2 separate regions of the Homo sapiens genome follow, and region 1 is linked to region 2. Evidence: read pairs that join two places in POLR2A ChIA-PET (ENCODE). Cell type or tissue: PC-9. All regions are shown on one strand. Links, peaks and the distances in the headings refer to the core of each region. The heading gives the core; the rest is flanking DNA. Region 1 overlaps UBE2H (ubiquitin conjugating enzyme E2 H). Region 2 overlaps UBE2H (ubiquitin conjugating enzyme E2 H).

What was found. Peaks named below come from ENCODE experiments on the same cell type or tissue, not always from the same donor. Only the 100,000 strongest peaks of a DNase experiment are listed, where the experiment ranks them.
Region 1: POLR2A ChIA-PET joins it to region 2 with 7 read pairs; 5 of 35 experiments call an interaction of 5 or more read pairs at or near these places.

Annotation. Positions count from the first base shown.
Region 1 is chr7:129,838,888-129,843,224 of GRCh38, reverse strand. It overlaps UBE2H (ubiquitin conjugating enzyme E2 H), which reads left to right. Exons shown (of 7, transcript NM_003344.4): 6 at 3,890-4,018. Among named protein-coding and RNA genes, the nearest start is that of MIR183, 66 kb to the right of the region's middle. RefSeq lists enhancers at 1-565, 3,728-4,337. In PC-9, for the core only: no CTCF peak of the experiment used is centred there; no DNase peak of the experiment used is centred there.
Region 2 is chr7:129,890,593-129,894,991 of GRCh38, reverse strand. The region is part of intron 1 of UBE2H (ubiquitin conjugating enzyme E2 H); the gene reads left to right. Among named protein-coding and RNA genes, the nearest start is that of UBE2H, 60 kb to the left of the region's middle. In PC-9, for the core only: no CTCF peak of the experiment used is centred there; no DNase peak of the experiment used is centred there; H3K27ac peaks cover 933 bases.

The sequences.
Region 1 (4,337 bases), core at 1-4,000, 51 kb after region 2:
GATCGAGACCATCCTGGCTAACACGGTGAAACCCCTTCTCTGCTAAAAATACAAAAAAATTAGCTGGATGTGGCGGCGTGTGCCTGTAGTCCTAGCTGCTGGGGAGACTGAGGCAGGAGAATGGCGTGAACCCAGGAGGCGGAGCTTGCAGTGAGTGGAGATCACACTACTGCACCCCAGCCTGGTTGACAGCAAGACTCTGTCTCAAAAAAAAAAAAAAAAAAAAATTACTGTTAATGTAACTATTGTTTAACTTTTCCCTGCTATGGGATCACATTCAATTGTAAAACTACTGTTTTTTGTTTTTATTTTTGTTTTTTTGAGATAGAGTTTTGCTCTTGTTGCACAGGCTGCGGTGCAATGGCGCAGTCTGGGCTCACTGCAAACTCCACCTCCTGGGTTCAAGCAATTCTCCTGCCTCAGCCTCCCAAGTAGCTGGGATTACAGGCACCTGCCACCACACCCAGCTAATTTTTGTATTTTTAGTAGAAACGGGATTTCACCGTGTTGGCCAAGCTGGTCTCAAACTCCTGACCTCAGGTGATCTGCCCATCTCAGCCTCCCAAAGTGTTGGGATTACAGTTGTAAGCCACTGCGTCTGGCCTGTAAAACTGAATTTGCTTACCTTTTGGCATTTTCTACCACTGCCTTAATAACTCACCCACCCAAGGATAAAGATAAGAAAATAAAAACATTTTCAGACTTTTCATGTTTTATTGGATATTTCAAACATATGCCAAAATAGAAAGGACATATTTACAGGAAAATGTTATTTTTATTTTATTTATTTATTTGAGACAGGGTTCCACTCACTTGCCCAGGCTGGAGTACTGTGGTGCAATCTTGGCTCACTGCAACCTCCACCTCCCCAGGTTCAAGCAATTCTGCCTCAGCCTCCCAAGTAGCTGGGACTACAGGCACGCGCCATCACACCCAGCTAATTTTTTGTATTTTTTAGTAGGGACAGGGTTTTGCCATGTTGGCCAGGCTGGTCTCGAACTCCTGGCCTTATGTGATCCACCCACCTTGGCCTACCAAAGTGCTGGGATTACAGGTGTGAGCCAAAAATGTTGATTTTTAAAGGCAAAAGAAATGTCATTTGAAATGTGAAAAGTAGAAGTTACACATCTATTGCCTTGAGGTAGCTTTTTAAAATGTTTGTCTTATGCATACACACTGTACATAGTTGTAATTCTAGAAAACATACCATTTTATGGCCTTTCTCTACCCAGCATTCAAGTATAAGCATTTTTTTCATTGAAAACAAATAGTTTTCAATGGTTTTGTACCATAATAATTGTTTCCCTTTTTAAAAAAATTGTAGATAAAACATTGGTGAAAATCTTACTGCAGATAGTTTGGGGGTTATATAGGAAGGTGATTTTTGTTTTGCTTTTTTGATTAGGAGTGTCAGGATTTCTTTCGTGGTACATGAGAACCTTACTATAAAGTGGCTCTTTAGGACCGTTCTGAAGTCAGCCTTATGAAGGTGAAATAGACTCTGATGAAATCACCCCAAGTCTGTGGCTTTTGTTGTAAGGCAGAGCTGCTCTGTGTCAATACCTGGTGTGTGAGAACAGGACGTGGTAGCTGTCATGGGACCCTCTAGCCCATCATTCTCTAGACCTGCACTGTCCAATACAGGATCTACTAGCCATGTGTGGTTATTTAAATTTAATTAGAATTAAATAAACTGAAAATTAATTTCCTTATTCACACTGGCCATATTTTGAGTGCTCAGTAGCCACTTATGGCTAGTGGCTATTGGTTTAGGTGAGCACATATAAAACATTTTTATCACTGCAGAAAGTTCGGTTGAGTAACACAGCTCTAGATTAGTCTCTAACTGCTCAGCTTCTTAACCTTACAGTGATAAGAGCCACCTCTTATAGGTAAGATTTTCTAGAGCAAAGTTGGGCAGACCTTGGGTACTTGTTTTTGTATATGTAGTTTTATAGGAATACAGCCACATCGATTTGTTGACCTATACTTTGGCTGCTTTTGTGTTACAGTGGCAGAGCTGAGTTTTGAGTAGTTATGACAGAGACCATATGTGGCCTGCAAAGCCTAAAAGTATTTGACCCTTTACAAAAAGGTTTGCCTACCGCTTTTATCTAGATCAGGGTTTCTTAACCTCAGCACTGCTGACATTTTGGTCTAGATAATCCTTTGTTGTGGGGCTGTCCTGTGCATTGTGGTGTTTAGCAGCTTCCCTGGCCTTCACCCACCGGATGCCAGTAGCACCGCTTAGATATGACAACCAAAAATGTCTCTAGACATTGCCAAATTCCATGGGGAGCAAAATCACCCTTGGCTGAGAACCACAAATCTCAAGCAATGTGGCTTGGCAAAGCATTCATCTGTAATACTGCAAAGGAGCGCCCATTGTTAAAAGCAAAATTGGTTGAAAGAGCTGACTAAATTAATGAGTAGTTTTTTATGCTACTTAGTATACTTCAGCATTGTCTCCAGAAACAGGAATGTTTTATATAAAACATGACAAAGCAGCTGGAGTGGGGCAGAGACATGGAAGCATTCTCATGTCCTTCCATTTCTCAGGGGTGCTGCAGTTCACTGAGGAGCAGAGTGTGGAAGTTACAGCATATCTGAGCTATGGGGTGTGTGGGTTGTGTTATACCCAGGTTCTCAGGGCCTGCTTTTCTAAAACGCTGGGTAACTGCAGGTGTTTGTTGTTTGCTAACTGTGTGTAGATATCATCTGTGTATGCCTGGCAAGAAAGGAGTTAATAAATGTCACGTCTATAATCCCAGCACTTGGGGAGGCCAAGATGGAAGGATCTCTTGAGTCCAGGAGTTCAAGACCAGCCTGGGCAGCATAAGGAGACCCTGTCTCTATTTAAAAAAAAAAAAATTAGCTGGGTATGGTGGCACATGCCTATAGTCCAATTTACTTGGAAGACTGAGGCTGGGAGGTTGGCTTGAGCCCAAGAGTTTGAAGTTGCAGTGAGGTATGATCACACCTATGCACTCCAACTTGGGCAACAGAGTGAGATCCTCTCTCAAAAAAAAAACTTTTTTAAATAAATAAATGCAGTAGATTGGTGCTTATCTGTCTTATGAATATTTGTAGTCTTATGTGGTCCATATAGATTCCTATCCTCATTACCCAGAATAATTGAAAAATTGGTTATATTTACCTCCATTAGAAGTTGCAAGAATTGAATTAAATGTCAAGTCCTATAAAATTGTGTTCAAGGCTGAGCGCAGTGGTTCACACCTGTAATCCCAGCACTTTGGAAGGCCAAGGCTGGCAGGTCACTTGAGGTTAGGAGTTTGAGACCATCCTGACCAACATGGTGAAACCCCGTCTCTACTAAAAATACAAAAATTAGCCAGGCATGGTGGCAGGTGCCTGTAGTGCCAGCTACTTGGGAGGCTGAGGCAGGAGAATCGCTTGAACATGGAGGCAGAGGTTTCAGTGAGTCAGGATTGCACCACTGCACTCCAGCCTGGGCAATAGAGCAAGACTCTGTCTCAAAAAAAAAAACAAACAAAAAAACCCCACAAAAACTGTCTTCAATTCTTTTAAGACCCAGCATCTGAATACCTTTCAGAGTGGGGGGTTTTGTAAGCTGTAGAAAATGGCTGTGTGAAATAGCCATATAAATAGAGTGAAATAGAATTGGGAAAATTGTCCTTCAAAGTGAATGTCAGGTATATCTTTATCTCGTTCTTCAAATTAAAATTAAAATGTTTAAATTGGTATTGAAATGAATGTGTAATACAAGTCACATGTAATAGAGCACACTCGTATGGAGAATCATCCCCGTGTGAATATCTAAGAAGGTAAGCAGCTTGACTACTGAATGCAAGTGAATTTTAGGTGAACTTGCATTTCCCATGTGTGACATGTTTGTTTGGTTTTTCAGATCTTACCAATATATTTGAGTCCTTCCTGCCTCAGTTATTGGCCTATCCTAACCCCATAGATCCTCTCAATGGTGACGCTGCAGCCATGTACCTCCACCGACCAGAAGAATACAAGCAGAAAATTAAAGGTAAGAGGATGGGTAGTTTAACCTGGAGACAAAAGAACTTAAATCTGTTGGGCTTCAGTCATTAAAAGTCCTTCTTAAATTACTTAGTTCCTAATACTTTTTCTTAGGCCTAAAAAGAGACAGCTGTGGGCTGAAGTAGTGCTCACCAACCTCGGGTGGCAGTAGCACCAGTTTGCTCATCCTTTGCGATTTAGAATCCTATTTTCCCATCCTTAAAACAGTTTACGTGCTGATGGGATATGAGTTTCATTTAAATGAAGATAAGTTTGCGACTGGCCGTGGTGGCTCACGCCTGTAATCCCAGCACTTTGGTAGCCCG
Region 2 (4,399 bases), core at 290-4,289:
ATTGTGGACTTGTTAATATCTCTGAAGTGTCTCATGTCTTGAGAATCTTGCAGGACTTTATTCTCTGCGGTTCAGTCCAAGTTTGCAGATTTTAAACTGAATGCTTGACTAGCTGATGGTTATTTGACAGTGAGTGTCAATCTTTCCATAGAAGTAGGATGTACTTTGAGAAAAGAAGTTAAAAAAAAAAAATGATGGGTATGGGCCGGGCGCGGTGGCTCAGGCCTGTAATGCCAGCACTTTGGGAGGCTGAGGCCAGTGGATCACCTGAGGTCAGGAGTTTGAGACCAGCCTGGCCAACATGGTGAAACCCCATCTCTACTAAAAATACAAAAAATTAGCCGGGTATGGTGGTGTGTGCCTGTAATCCCAGCTACTCGGGAGGCTGAGGCAGGAGAATCACTTGAACCCGGGAGGTGGAGGTTGCAGTGGGCCAAGATCATGCCATTGCACTCCAGCTTGGGCAACAAGAGCAAAAACTCCGTCTCAAAAAAAAAAAAAAAAAAAAGATGGGATTAGATATGAAACAAAAGCACATCATTTATTTATTTAGAGACAAGGTCTTGTTCTGTTGCTCAGGCTGGAGTGCAGTGGCGTGACATGGTTCACTGCAACCTTGACCTCCTGGGCTCAAGCGATCCTCCCGAGTAGCTGGGACTACAGGCGCATGCCACCATGCCCAGCTAATTTTTTTATTTTTTGTAGAGATGGTGTTTCACCATATTGCCCAAGCTGGTATCAGAGTTCTAAGCTCAAAAGATCTGCCTGCTTTCACCTCCTAAAATGTTGGAATTACAGGCGTGAGCCACTGCACCTGGTCCCATTTATTATTTTATTTTTTTGAGACAGAGTCTCTGTTGCCAGACTGGAGTGCAGTGGCACGATCTCAGCTCACCACAACCTCTGCCTCCCAGGCTCAAGCAGTTCTCCTGCCTCAGCCTCCCAAGTAGCTGGGATTATAGGTGTGTGCCTCCATGCCCTGCTCATTTTTGTATTTTTAGTAGAGACAGGGTTTTGCCATGTCAGGCTAGTCTTGAACTCCTGACCTCAGGTGATCCACCTGCCTCGGCCTCCCAAAGTGCCGGGAGTACAGGTGTGAACTACTGTGCCAGGCCCAAAAGTAGGCTTTTGATTAACCCTTTAGGAGTTAAGAGAGTAATATACTATTTAGCTAATATACTGCTAATTTATATACATGCATTTGTACATTATGTAAATTTGTAATTTTCAGTTGCAAGTAAGCAAATATGCACTATTGCCATAAAACAGCAAAGCAGTCAAGTTTGTTTATTAAGGAGCTATTGATATTTCATCGATAGCCTTCTAGCTTCTAAATATTTTAAAGTGCGTAACTGAAGTTGGAATTTCTCTCAAAATCTTATTTTTTGTTTTGACTATATTTCCTTGCTCTCAAGATGGTATCATTATTTTTCCCTATTTCCCTTCACTTTTCTCTCTCTGAAACTGTTTCTGCAGTTGGATCATTTCTGACTTTGACTATCTGACTTTGTAAATCTGCTTTTAAAAATATTTTGTTGGGGATGGGGGTGTGGTACTTAGATTTCTTATCTTTCTGATAAACCTGTCTTAAAATGTTTCTATGAGTCTTAATTTTTCTTTGAAAATTTTTTACTCTATTATTTGGAAGTCTGGAGGAATAATACATTCAGGGAAAAGCCAAGTTATAGTGATGATTTTCCTATTTAAGTAACATTTACTTGGTTTTTGCCTATGTTTGGCTTGTGACATAGAAACTCTAAATGAAGCATAACACTAGAGAAGAAAAATTTCCTCTCCTAAGGCTAGACTGATTTAGTCTGCTAGGTGGTAATGAACATGCTTGCCATTTAACCTTACTCGTACCAGTTGACTCTGTAAAATTTTAAAACTGTATGTTACTCTTTACTCCTAAGATAATGGGTCTTTAAATATTCAGGGTACCATAGTAAGTTGCCAGATATTTTTTTGCTTCTGGGCAATACATATTTATTTTGAAATGGCTATTTTTAAATAAGTGATACTTCCCTTATTCAGAAGCTGTTTGACAGCTTTAGCCAACTAATTTAGTTGTAAACCTGCTAAAAGTTACATATTTTATTGATTGGAGAGTGTCTTTCTTAGGACATATTTACCCTTTTTTTTTTAAACATAAAGTAATCTCATGAACTTCAGTTATCTGATTTTTCTAGCCTACTATAGATACATTTTAAAGGATAGTAGCCCAGTGTCATCTCCCAAACATAGCTAAAGGTTAAGAACAAAGAGAAACTAGGAAAAGAACCTCTCAATGCAAGGACTTTAGCATAACAGTATGGGAAATTTTCTACAGCAAAAAATAAGTATATTCCTTATTTGTTCCTAAGGGTATCCTTGTATTTTGTAGTACAGTATAGCAACTATTATTCATAATGATGACCCAGCATCAAGAAAGGGTGTAGTTGGCTGGATGCGGTGGGTCATACCTGTAATCCCAGCACTTTGGGAGGCCGAGGTGGGTGGATCACCTGAGGTCAAGAGTTTGAGACCAGCCTGGACAATATGGCAAAACCCTGTCTCTACTAAAAATACAAAAATTAGCCGGGCGTGGTGGTGTGCACCTGTAATCCCAGCTACTCAGGAGGCTGAGGAAGGAGAATCGCTTGAACCCAGGAGGTGGAGGTTTCAGTGAGCCAAGATTGTGCTACCGCACACCAGCCTGTGCGATGGGAGCAAGACTCCATCTCAAAAAAAAAAGAAAGGTTGAGGCCGGGTGCGGTGGCTCATGCCTATAATCCCAGCATTTTGGGAGGCCGAGGCGGGCGGATCACGAGATCAGGAGATTGAGACCATCCTGGCTACGGTGAAACCCCGTCTCTACCAAAAATACAAAAAATTAGCTTGGCCTGGTGGCGGGCGCCTGTAGTCCCAGCTGCTTGGGAGGCTGAGGCAGGAGGATGGCGTGAACCTGGGAGGCGGAGCTTGCAGTGAGCCCAGATCACACCCCTACACTCCAGTCTGGGCAACAAAGCAAGACTCCGTCTCAAAAAAAAAAAAAAAAAGGTGTAGCATGTTTTTTTAGTATTCTGCTTAAGAATGTAGGAAAAAAACTAACACACACACACACTACATTTATAAACTTTGAATTTTAGTTTTGTGGCAATTCATTTAGGTAAAGTGTGTGTGTGTTTTTTTTTTTTTTTTTGTTTTTGTTTTTGGAGACAATCTCGCTCTGTAACCCAGGCTGAGTACAATGGCATGATCTCGGCTCACTGCAATCTCTGCCTCCCTGTTCAAGCAGTTCTACTGTGTTAGCCTCCCAAGTAGCTGGGATTACAGGCACGTGCCACCATGCCCAGCTAATGTTTGCATTTTTACTAGAGGTGGGGTTTCACCATGTTGGCCAGGCTGGTCTTGAACTCCTGACCTCATGATCCGCCCACCTTGGCCTCCCAAAGTGCTGGGATTATAGGCGTGAGCTACCATGCCCGGCCTATTTATTTTTACATTAAAAAAATTAAGTTCCTGTTGTGTCAGCTGCTGGGCCTGGTACCTTTGGATATACAGTATTTCATTTAATTTTCCACAATTCTGTGAGTGAGGTAATGTCCCTTCCCTGCATCCCCTCCCCCTTTGTTTAGAGATTAAGAAACAGGCTCAGATTTAGCCAGGTGCGGTGGCGCATGCCTGTAATCCCAGCTATATAGGAGGTTGAGGCAGGAGACTCTCTTGAACTGGGGAGGCAGAGGTTGCGGTGAGCCAAGATGGCACCATTGCACTCCAGCCTGGGCAACAAGAGTGAAACTCCGTCTCAAAAAAAAATAAAAAATTAAAAAAGAGGCTCAGATTTAATTGATTTATAAGTTGACTATTTTTTTTTTTGAGAGAGTCTTGCTCTGTCACCCAGGCTGGAGGGCAGTGGCACAATCTCGGCTCACCGCAACCTCCACCTCCCGGGTTCAAGCCATTCTCCTGCCTCAGCCTCCCAAGTAGCTGGGATTACAAGCGCCCGCCACCACGCCCAGCTAATTTGTTTTGTATTTTTAGTAGAGACGGGGTTTCACTATTTTGGCCAGGCTGGTCTCAAACTCCTGACCTTGTGATCCACCCGCCTTGGCCTCCCAAAGTGCTGGGATTACAGGCGTGAGCCACCATGCCCAGCCTATAAGTTGACTTCTTTAAGTCATGAGTTTTCCAGCTGTTTATAATATATTGCCACTTGGTTTATCCACTGATAACCTCAAATTTAGTGTTTTCAAAAGTAAACTTACTAATAGTGTCTTTCATTACAAAACTGATTCCTGCTGTCCTGTGTTTCACTTTGCCATTAATAGTATCACCGTTGGCTGGGCGCAGTGGCTCACGCCTGTAGTATTTTGGGAGGCCAAGGTAGGCGGATCACCTGAGGTCAGGAGTTCAATCC